Linked DNA regions of Homo sapiens: region 2 is linked to region 1. The links are chromatin contacts, found by Hi-C or POLR2A ChIA-PET in ENCODE. All regions are on one chromosome and are shown on one strand. Each heading gives the region's core, a stretch centred on a gene start or an enhancer-like site at or near the end of the contact. The rest is flanking DNA. Distances are from core to core; before and after follow the strand shown.

Region 1 (3,998 bases), core at 378-2,877:
CTACCTGTGCTCCTCATGCCCCTTGTTCAGTGATCACTGGACAGATCCCAACGCGCTGTATTGTGGATTTATGGGTGAAGAGAAGTGCTGGGCAGCAGACAACTGCCCTTCCTGGGAGATCATCAAGCCAATGTTTGATTTTACTCTCAACCTGTTTGCTAGTTCATTCTTTCTTTGATAAGAGATGTAGCTAGAAAGGAAAGTGCTGCCTGTCAATTGAATGGTGCCAGGATTTAGAACTGTCTAGTCTGCTATACACCAATAAGCCTCGTTTTTGTTTGTTTTGTGGAAATCACAGAGGCCAAGTTCCCTCTCTGTTTCCATCCCTGGTGCCTAGAAAAGTAATCCATAAGCTGCACTAATTGAGAAATAGCAGGTACAGTACTCCCTGCTTATTTGCAGTTTCACTTTCTGCAGTTAACAGTGGTCTGAAAATATTACAGTATTTTGAGAATGAGAGAGAGACCACATTCATATAAATTTGATTACAGTATTTTGTTATAACTATTCTATTTTATTAGTTATTATTAATCTCTTACTGTGCCTAATTTATAAACTAAACTTTATCAAAGGTATGTATGTATGGGGGGAAACAGTATAATATAGAGGGTTTGGTACTATCCATGGTTTCAGGCATCCACTGGGGGTCTTGGAATGTAACCCCCATGGATAAGGGGGACTACTATACTTGGCATCAAATGCCCAATCTTTTCTACAGTGAGCTCTCAGGCAAGTCTGGGACAGAAAATATTCTCTCCATGCACTACTACACTTGATTTTGCTCAGTAGTTTTCAGATTTTTCTTAAAAGCACAAACTTACATCAAATAAAATCTCAACACAGAATTCATACATGTCAACATATAGATGCAGAGCTCCTGTAGTCAAAGGAGAAGTAAGGGGAATAAGATCACTATTGCTTAAACTATCCCAGTTGCGGGAGGCCTCGAGATTCTAGGATTCTGCAGAAGAGATTTGAAAACCACCAATCTATAGGAATGTCCTGCATTGGTTCATACCTGAGAAAATTCTAAGAGAAACAGCATGTTCTAAGAGAAACAGCATGTTCTAAGAGAAACAGCCTTCAGTCTTCCCCTCCCAGGAAGTTATGACAGGTGCATATCACAAGCCAGGAGAGAAGATATGTGGGAGCTACACCAAAGAAGTGTTCTTCCTTGGAGTATTGCTGGACTGAGCGTGGTGAGAAATGAGGTGGGAGAAGATAAGTCGAGGATTTGTAGTCTGACTTTGGATACAGCTTCTGTACCAGTCTATGGTCCTTTCTTCCAGATCATCTATTGTTAGGGTGGTTACTTTGGGCAACTTCATCCCCGCCATGGAACACCCCCTACTCCTTTCCACTAGTGTCGTTTTCTCATGCCACTCCCCTATGCAGAGGCATTTCCCACTTGGGCTGCCCCAACTCACGTTATTTTTCCTTTCACGCAAGGCCTTATTGTTTAACTGATTCAGCAGTAAGTTTTACCAACTGTAAGGGATGTTTTATAGAGTCTGCAAATTTCCTTATTTCTAAGGTAAATAGCCTTGAGCAATGTTTACAATCTCAGGAAGAGTGGTTCAGATCAGGAAGAGTGGTTTACAATCTCGGGAAGAGCTAAGCGGATGCTAAGCTACTTGGCACACTCAGTGGTTGCATTCTTTTCATCATCCCAGGAGTGTGCTTTTCAAGGCTCAAGATTTCCTTTACTACCTGAAAACAGGAGAGAGATTTTATTACTTTTCTATTGCTTCCATAATAAATAACCACAAACCTAGTGGCTCAAACTAATACAAATGTATAATCTTACAGGTCAGAGAAGTCCAACACCAGGCTCACCAGACAAAGATCACGGTACTGGCAGGGTTGCATTTCTTTCAAGGATGGTGCTACTTTCTGTAGCCAAGAGTCAAGAAGGAGCAGAGACTGGGCCCAGAGAACACAGCTCTAGGAAGGGGTTGTTAGGCAGCAGCTAAGGATTCAGTACAGGGAATCTGCCAACCACAAAATCCTGGTAAGGAGGAAGCTCAGGAAAGAAAAGCTCTAACCTCAGTGTATGCCCCAAGAATGATTGATCCTTCAGTAGGGGTCCCTGGATGAGAAGACAGACATATGCAACAGACCTGTGGTGTCACCACACCTGCAGCTGAGCCACACAGCCACAGATGTACCACCTACCCCGAGCCCTTATGTAACGTGAAATAGGAAGTGATATTTATCGTAATAATCTGAGGTTGTTGGCCATGAAGCATCACTTAGTGAAAGCTCACTAAATCCCACCACCTTGACTGAGAGAAAGTTTGCCCAGTGGAGCAGCCTAGAAAGTCAGCCTCTGTGGTCATAAAGCAGGGTTGTGGGAGGTGGAGAGTGGGCCTGGAGGGGTGCACAGAGGCATCCAGCCAAAAGGCCAGGGGTTTCCTTTTTTAGGCTACTGCCCTCAGCAGTCATGTCTCTCTGAGGGCCAGGAATCTAGACTGAATTGAAGCTGGCGACATAATCCCTGGGTCACTCATGTCTTTCTAGAGTGACACTGCCTCCTGGAGGAAATCCCTGATGGTGCCTCATTTTTATTTCTTTTTTTTTTTTACATCCTCCGTGTCCAGTACCTGCTCATAGGAGACACAGTAAAGATATAGGTGTTGACCAAGTGCACATGGAAAACACATTGTTGTTCTGCATCAGTGATTTTAATTAAAAAATACGCCTCTGAAAGAAAGAAAGCTCACTGGTTTGTAGTCCTTTAAACAAAGTAATGTGATATTTAGTTGAGGTTTAAGTTATTGCACCACGTCTCTAGTACAGTTCAGTGTCTTTCTATTTTTAGACAAAGGTAAACCTTATTTTTGTTTCCTTTCAGAAGGGGTATATCCACTGAGACCAGAGGCCAAACTCCCTTTGTACTTTTCTTTTTATTTTATTTTTTTTGAGATGGAGTCTTGCTTCATCACCCAGGCTGGAGTGCAATGGCGTGACTGGAATCACTGCAACCTCTGCCTCCCGGATTCAAGCAATTCTCCTGCCTCAGCCTCCCGAGTAGCTGGGACTACAGGCGCACGCCACCATGCCCAGCTAATTTTTCTATTTTTAGTAGAGACGGGGTTTTGCCATATTGCCCAGGCTGGTCTCAAACTCTTAACCTCAATGATCTGCCTGCCTCAGCCTTCCAAAGTGGCATGAGCCATTACACCCCACCGAACTCCGTTTTTCATGAGTTGGTTTTACTCTGAGTTTAATTTTCTTCTTGTTGCAATGGTATGTCTATGTGAGACTTTCATTGCAGACCTTTTGCCACAGCCAGGATGGTCACACACAAATAGGTGCCTTTCCTCATGAAAAGAGAGGATACAGCTCTGTAGATTAAATACAGTCATGTGGGTTCTACCACAGCCTTCTCTTGAACATTGGCAAATATTTCTCTCTGGAGCAAGAGTTTTCATATATTGCTTAAGATAATCTTTGTGTTTAAAAATTTTCTGCCATATTCACATGTTATTTCCTCTATATGGGTTTTTTTTCCTCACATATTTCAGAAGTTCAACCCATGTTTTTGCCACAAAGGAACATCTCTTTTGACATCTAGCCCTCCTGAACCTCCGTGTGTCGTTTCAGCCTGCTGGGTCAGGCAGTATTTCCCACATCCTTTCTGGGTTCATTGGTATGCTGGCACTGATGGATTTTCAGCTACTGATCCTTAAAGATCTTTTTACAGCCTTCAAAATTGCATATATGTTGTTTGCTGAATCTCATCTTTGTGTTCAAAATATTTCTTCAAGTTTGATTTTGTGTTGAATTTTCTGTCACAGCCACTAGTGCATAAACAGCTTTTCTCCCATATGAATCAGGATGTTGTGACTCAGGTGGTAGACCCTGAGGAAAATCTTGCCACACCCTTCATAGTCACAAATGAATGGTCTCTTCCTCGTGTGCTTGCATAGGTGCTCTTCAAGCATCTGGACCTTATTGTAATTGGTGCTACATACAGTCCTGGAAGGAGCAGATGA
Region 2 (4,144 bases), core at 1,391-3,890, 74 kb before region 1:
TATTAAGATATCATTTTGGTTTTGAATTTGTTGATATAATGAATTTGATTATGATTGATTTTCAAATGTGGAACCAACCCTGCATACCTGGAATAAATCACATTTAATAATGTATTATGTTTTATATATTACTGGTTTCAACTTATCAATATTTTGTTAAATATTTTTGAGTTGATATTCAGGAAGGATATTGGTTGTTCTGTTTTAGTTTCTTGAAACATATTTGGTTTTGCTATTGGGGATAATGCTGTCATCATAAAATGAGTTTTTGTTTCCCTCCTTTCTATTTTTCTGGAAAAGTTTGTGTAAAATTGGTATAATTTCTTCCTTAATTGCTGGCTAGAACTCACCTGTGAAGTCATTTAGGCCTGGAGTTCACTTTGTGGCAAAGTTTTAACTATGATTTCAATTTCTTTAATAAACATGGCTATTCAAATTATCTATTTCTTCTTCAGTGAGTGTGAGTAATGATTTCAAGGAATTTGTCCATTTCATGTAAGCTTTCAAATATATTAACAAAAATATTTTAAAAGTATTCTCTTATTGTCCTATGGGATTGATAGTGATGCCTCTTCTTTCATTCCTGATATTGATAATTTACATCTTTTTGTTGTTGTTGTTGACCAGTCTAGTGGCAGGTTTATCAGTTTTTCTGAGCTATCTAAAGAACCAGGGCTTATTTATTTGTTTTTTTGTTTGTTTGTTTGTTTTCTATTTCACTGATTTCTCCCATTTATTATATCTTTTCTTCTTGCTTTGGGTTTAATTTGCTTTTCTTTTGCTAGTTTTTAATGTGGAGGTTTATAGCACTGATTTGAGACTTTGCTAAAATAAGCATTTAATGTTGTAAACTTCCCTTTAAACATTACTCTAGCTGTGTCCCACTTATTTTGACATATTACATTTATTTTCATTTAAATAAAATATTTTCTAATTTTCGTTGTGATTTTTTTGGGGTATATAGTTATGGAAAAGTATTGTTTAATTTCCAAATACTTGGAGATTTTCCAAATATCTTTCTCTTATTGACTTCTAATTTAATTCTAATGTGGTCAGGTAAGTTTTTTGTTTTTTTTTTTAGAGAGAAACTTACTCTGTTGGCCAGGCTGGAGTGCAGTGGCATGATCTCGGCTCACTGCAACCCCTACCTCCCAAGATCAAGAGATTCTCATGCCTCAGCCTCCGGAGTAGCTAGGACTACAGTCGTGGGGACTACCATGCCCAGCTATTTTTTCTGTATTTTAGTAGAGTTGGAGTTTAGCCATGTTGGCCAGGTTGGTCTTGAACTCCTGGCCTCGAGCGATCCACCCGCTTCAGCCTCCCAAAGTGCTGGGATTGCAGGTGTGAGCCACTGCGCCCAGCCTGAGAACATACTTAATGTGATTTCAGTTGTTTTGTGTTTCTTGGTGAATGTTCTAGGTGCTTTGAAAATAATGTATATTCTGCTGTTGTTAGGTAGAGTGTTCTGTAAATGTCCACTAGGTCAATTTAGTTGATAGTGTTGTCAGTCTTCTCTATAATTAATGATTTTTTTTGGTATAATTATTCTGTCAAATACTGAAAGAACAGTCTTATAAAGTTTCTCAAACTGTTATTGGACCATTCCAGATTCTTTCCTAAACATGCCTTCCCTGGCTCAGTAGTATTTGGGCAGGACCTGTAGTAGAGCAGGCACCAGCCAAGTAATCAAATATTAGTATCCTTTGGCTGGCTCCCCAAATTTAGCCATATTTTTTTATTTTATGGGAAATGTTCACTTTTGGTTTCCAATAAATAAAGGGAAGGGGATTTTTTTCCTCTTTACAAACTTAGTGTTCCTCAAAAAGATGACTTTTTGGCCAGGTGCAGTGGCTCACACCTGTAATCCCAGCAATTTGGGAGGGCAAGGTAGGAGGATCACTTGAGGCCAGAAGCTCAAGACTAGGCTGGGCAACATAGTGAGACCTCATTTCTACAAGAAACAAGAAAAAAATTAACCAGGCGTGGTGGCACATGCCTGTAGTGACAGCAACTCAGGAGGTTGAGGCAGGAGGATCACTTAATAAGGTGGGAGGTTGAGGCTGCAGTGAGCCGTGATTACCTCTTTGCACTCCAGCCTGGGCAACAGAGCGAGACCCTGCTAAAAAAAAAAAAAGTAAGATGACTTCTATCACCTCTTAGTCCTCTTTTACAAGGAAGGGGAAGGATGTGTCAAGGGAGAGACTGCTGCCCCAAATAGCTGAATTTCAAATATTGGGTACTTTACTGTTTTTGTTTCTAGCAATGGGGTCTTGGTGATAGTTCCAGGGAAAAATAGGAAAAATTCTATTAAATAAGTTGTAGTTGCATGAAACTGAATTACTAAATCAGTTCATCCTGTTCTCCTTAAAATGCTTTACCATAATTACTTAAGATTGCTCACTGAATAGATACTGTTTAGGCCAAACTGGTAGTGTCCCAGCTAAGGCTCATTCCAAAATTCCAAACTGTTTGTTTAATGTCATGGAATAAAATAATTCTTTTAACAGAAGCAAAGGCCACTATTGCACAATATCATATTATCAGCACCAACAAGTAGAAACATAGTTAGCTCTCTTGGCTGTGTTTAACTTACAAAACACTCTGTTTGAGGACTCATACAGCTGCAATGTTCTGACCTAAGGGAGCATCTGGCCAGTTCCTCCTTTGTTTGTTTTCCTTGAGTGTGACTCTTTGACAAGTAGGCCTCTTTTGAGGGGAAAGAAAAAGGCTGGTTGGGTTTTAAATTATAAATGAATGTGGAGGAGGAGAAATAGGATTAACACTGGTTGACCTAATTTATGCTAGGCATTGTGCTAAGTGCTTACGGTCATGTCCTTATCCCATCTTCTCAAAATCCCTGTCTAAGTGATGTATTAGCCCCATTTTATAGGCAAAGAGACTGAGGTTCAGAGTGGAATGAAGTCCCATAGCTGGAAGAAATTGAAATTAGAACCAGGATCTCTCTAGTACCAAAGTTCATGCTCTTTTTTGTCTATCATGCTTCTATTAATATGGAGGCTCAACACAAAAGTAACCCACAATCCGTGGCTGCTTTATTGATTAGTTCTGTGGTTTCTGGAATGGTCCTACTCAAATGTGATTGGCAGTTGAGTCCATAAAAATGCCACATTTCTCTTTAGGTTTAGTGTGTTAAGGAAGCTTTGATCATGTCATGTACCTTAAGCAGAACCTGACTATTTTTGTCTTAGATAAATTTGACGTTGTATAATACTGACATCTCTTTGGACTCCAGCCTTTGCAAATATTAGGCTCAATGTCAGGAATGAATAGTGAGCAGCAGCTTAGGGCCTCAGCCTAGGCAAGAAGGGGGGACTAGGAAAGTCCAAAGATTGATAAAGAGAAAGCTTACAGGCAGGCAGGCAACTCCAGGTGTCAGAATTCAGGATAAAGCAAGTCTCTTTTTTATCTCAGTCTCAGATATTACAGACCCAAAAGGTCTTGCTGTGAGAGAGAAGATCATGCAAAGAAGTAACCTAAAGTCCAGGTGATCAGTGACCATGCATCATATCTAAATGGTGCTGTTCCATAGGCAATTGGAAGCACAGCTGGCTTGCAACTCAGGAAGAATATCTGGTCTGGAGAGTTATCAGTCAATAAAGGGGCAGCTAAAACCCTGGGAGCTGATGATCTTGGGCAGGGGAGTGTGGAGGGCAATGTGGAGTGAGGAATGAAGAGGGTCAGGGGTCTGAGAGTCCTTGATGTCTGTTAACTACTCCTTCCTCAACCTGCAGCAGGCTTCCAGCTGTTCTGAACACTTCCTATCCACTCTGTTAGTTAAGGAAAGGGAGGACCTTGAGATGGCTGAACACACAACAGCCAATACCGGTCAGATGAGATTGGCAGTGGTTTATTAGTCACATATACACACAGGGTGGGGAAAGAGCAACCCCACATGCCATGAGGGGCCACATAGAGCAGAGTGAACCAGCAGAGGCTTTGGGAGGCTAAACTGAGTTCAGAGGTTTGTCTATTCATGGAACTGGACATTCTAATTATTGAGTTGAGACTGTATTTGCAACTTAATATGACAGTAGGACTGTCTATTACTTAAGAATGAATGGAAAAGTATAAGAGGGAGGAGTTGAATAAAGGGATGGTGGAAGACAACTAATGTTTTGATTAC

What was found. A loop is a pair of places that touch in the nucleus more often than their neighbours do. ChIA-PET counts read pairs that join two places held with the same protein, here RNA polymerase II (POLR2A). Pooled maps may share reads with other maps.
Region 2: a pooled map shows a loop between it and region 1 (2.7-fold over the local background). The contact joins two enhancer-like sites. A Hi-C loop is called at or near these places in 1 of 168 maps with a recorded cell type or tissue (heart left ventricle) and 2 of 50 pooled maps. POLR2A ChIA-PET finds 5 or more read pairs at or near these places in 1 of 52 experiments (A549).

The regions. Positions count from the first base shown.
Region 1 is chr9:6,196,045-6,200,042 of GRCh38, reverse strand. It overlaps the pseudogene GTF3AP1. Among named protein-coding and RNA genes, the nearest start is that of IL33, 18 kb to the left of the region's middle. Within about 2 kb of position 1,627, at least 2 of the 41 ENCODE cell types and tissues checked have a DNase peak (open chromatin) inside an H3K27ac peak, as active enhancers do.
Region 2 is chr9:6,270,812-6,274,955 of GRCh38, reverse strand. The region is part of intron 2 of LOC107987046 (a long non-coding RNA gene); the gene reads left to right. Among named protein-coding and RNA genes, the nearest start is that of TPD52L3, 55 kb to the left of the region's middle. Within about 2 kb of position 2,640, at least 5 of the 41 ENCODE cell types and tissues checked have a DNase peak (open chromatin) inside an H3K27ac peak, as active enhancers do.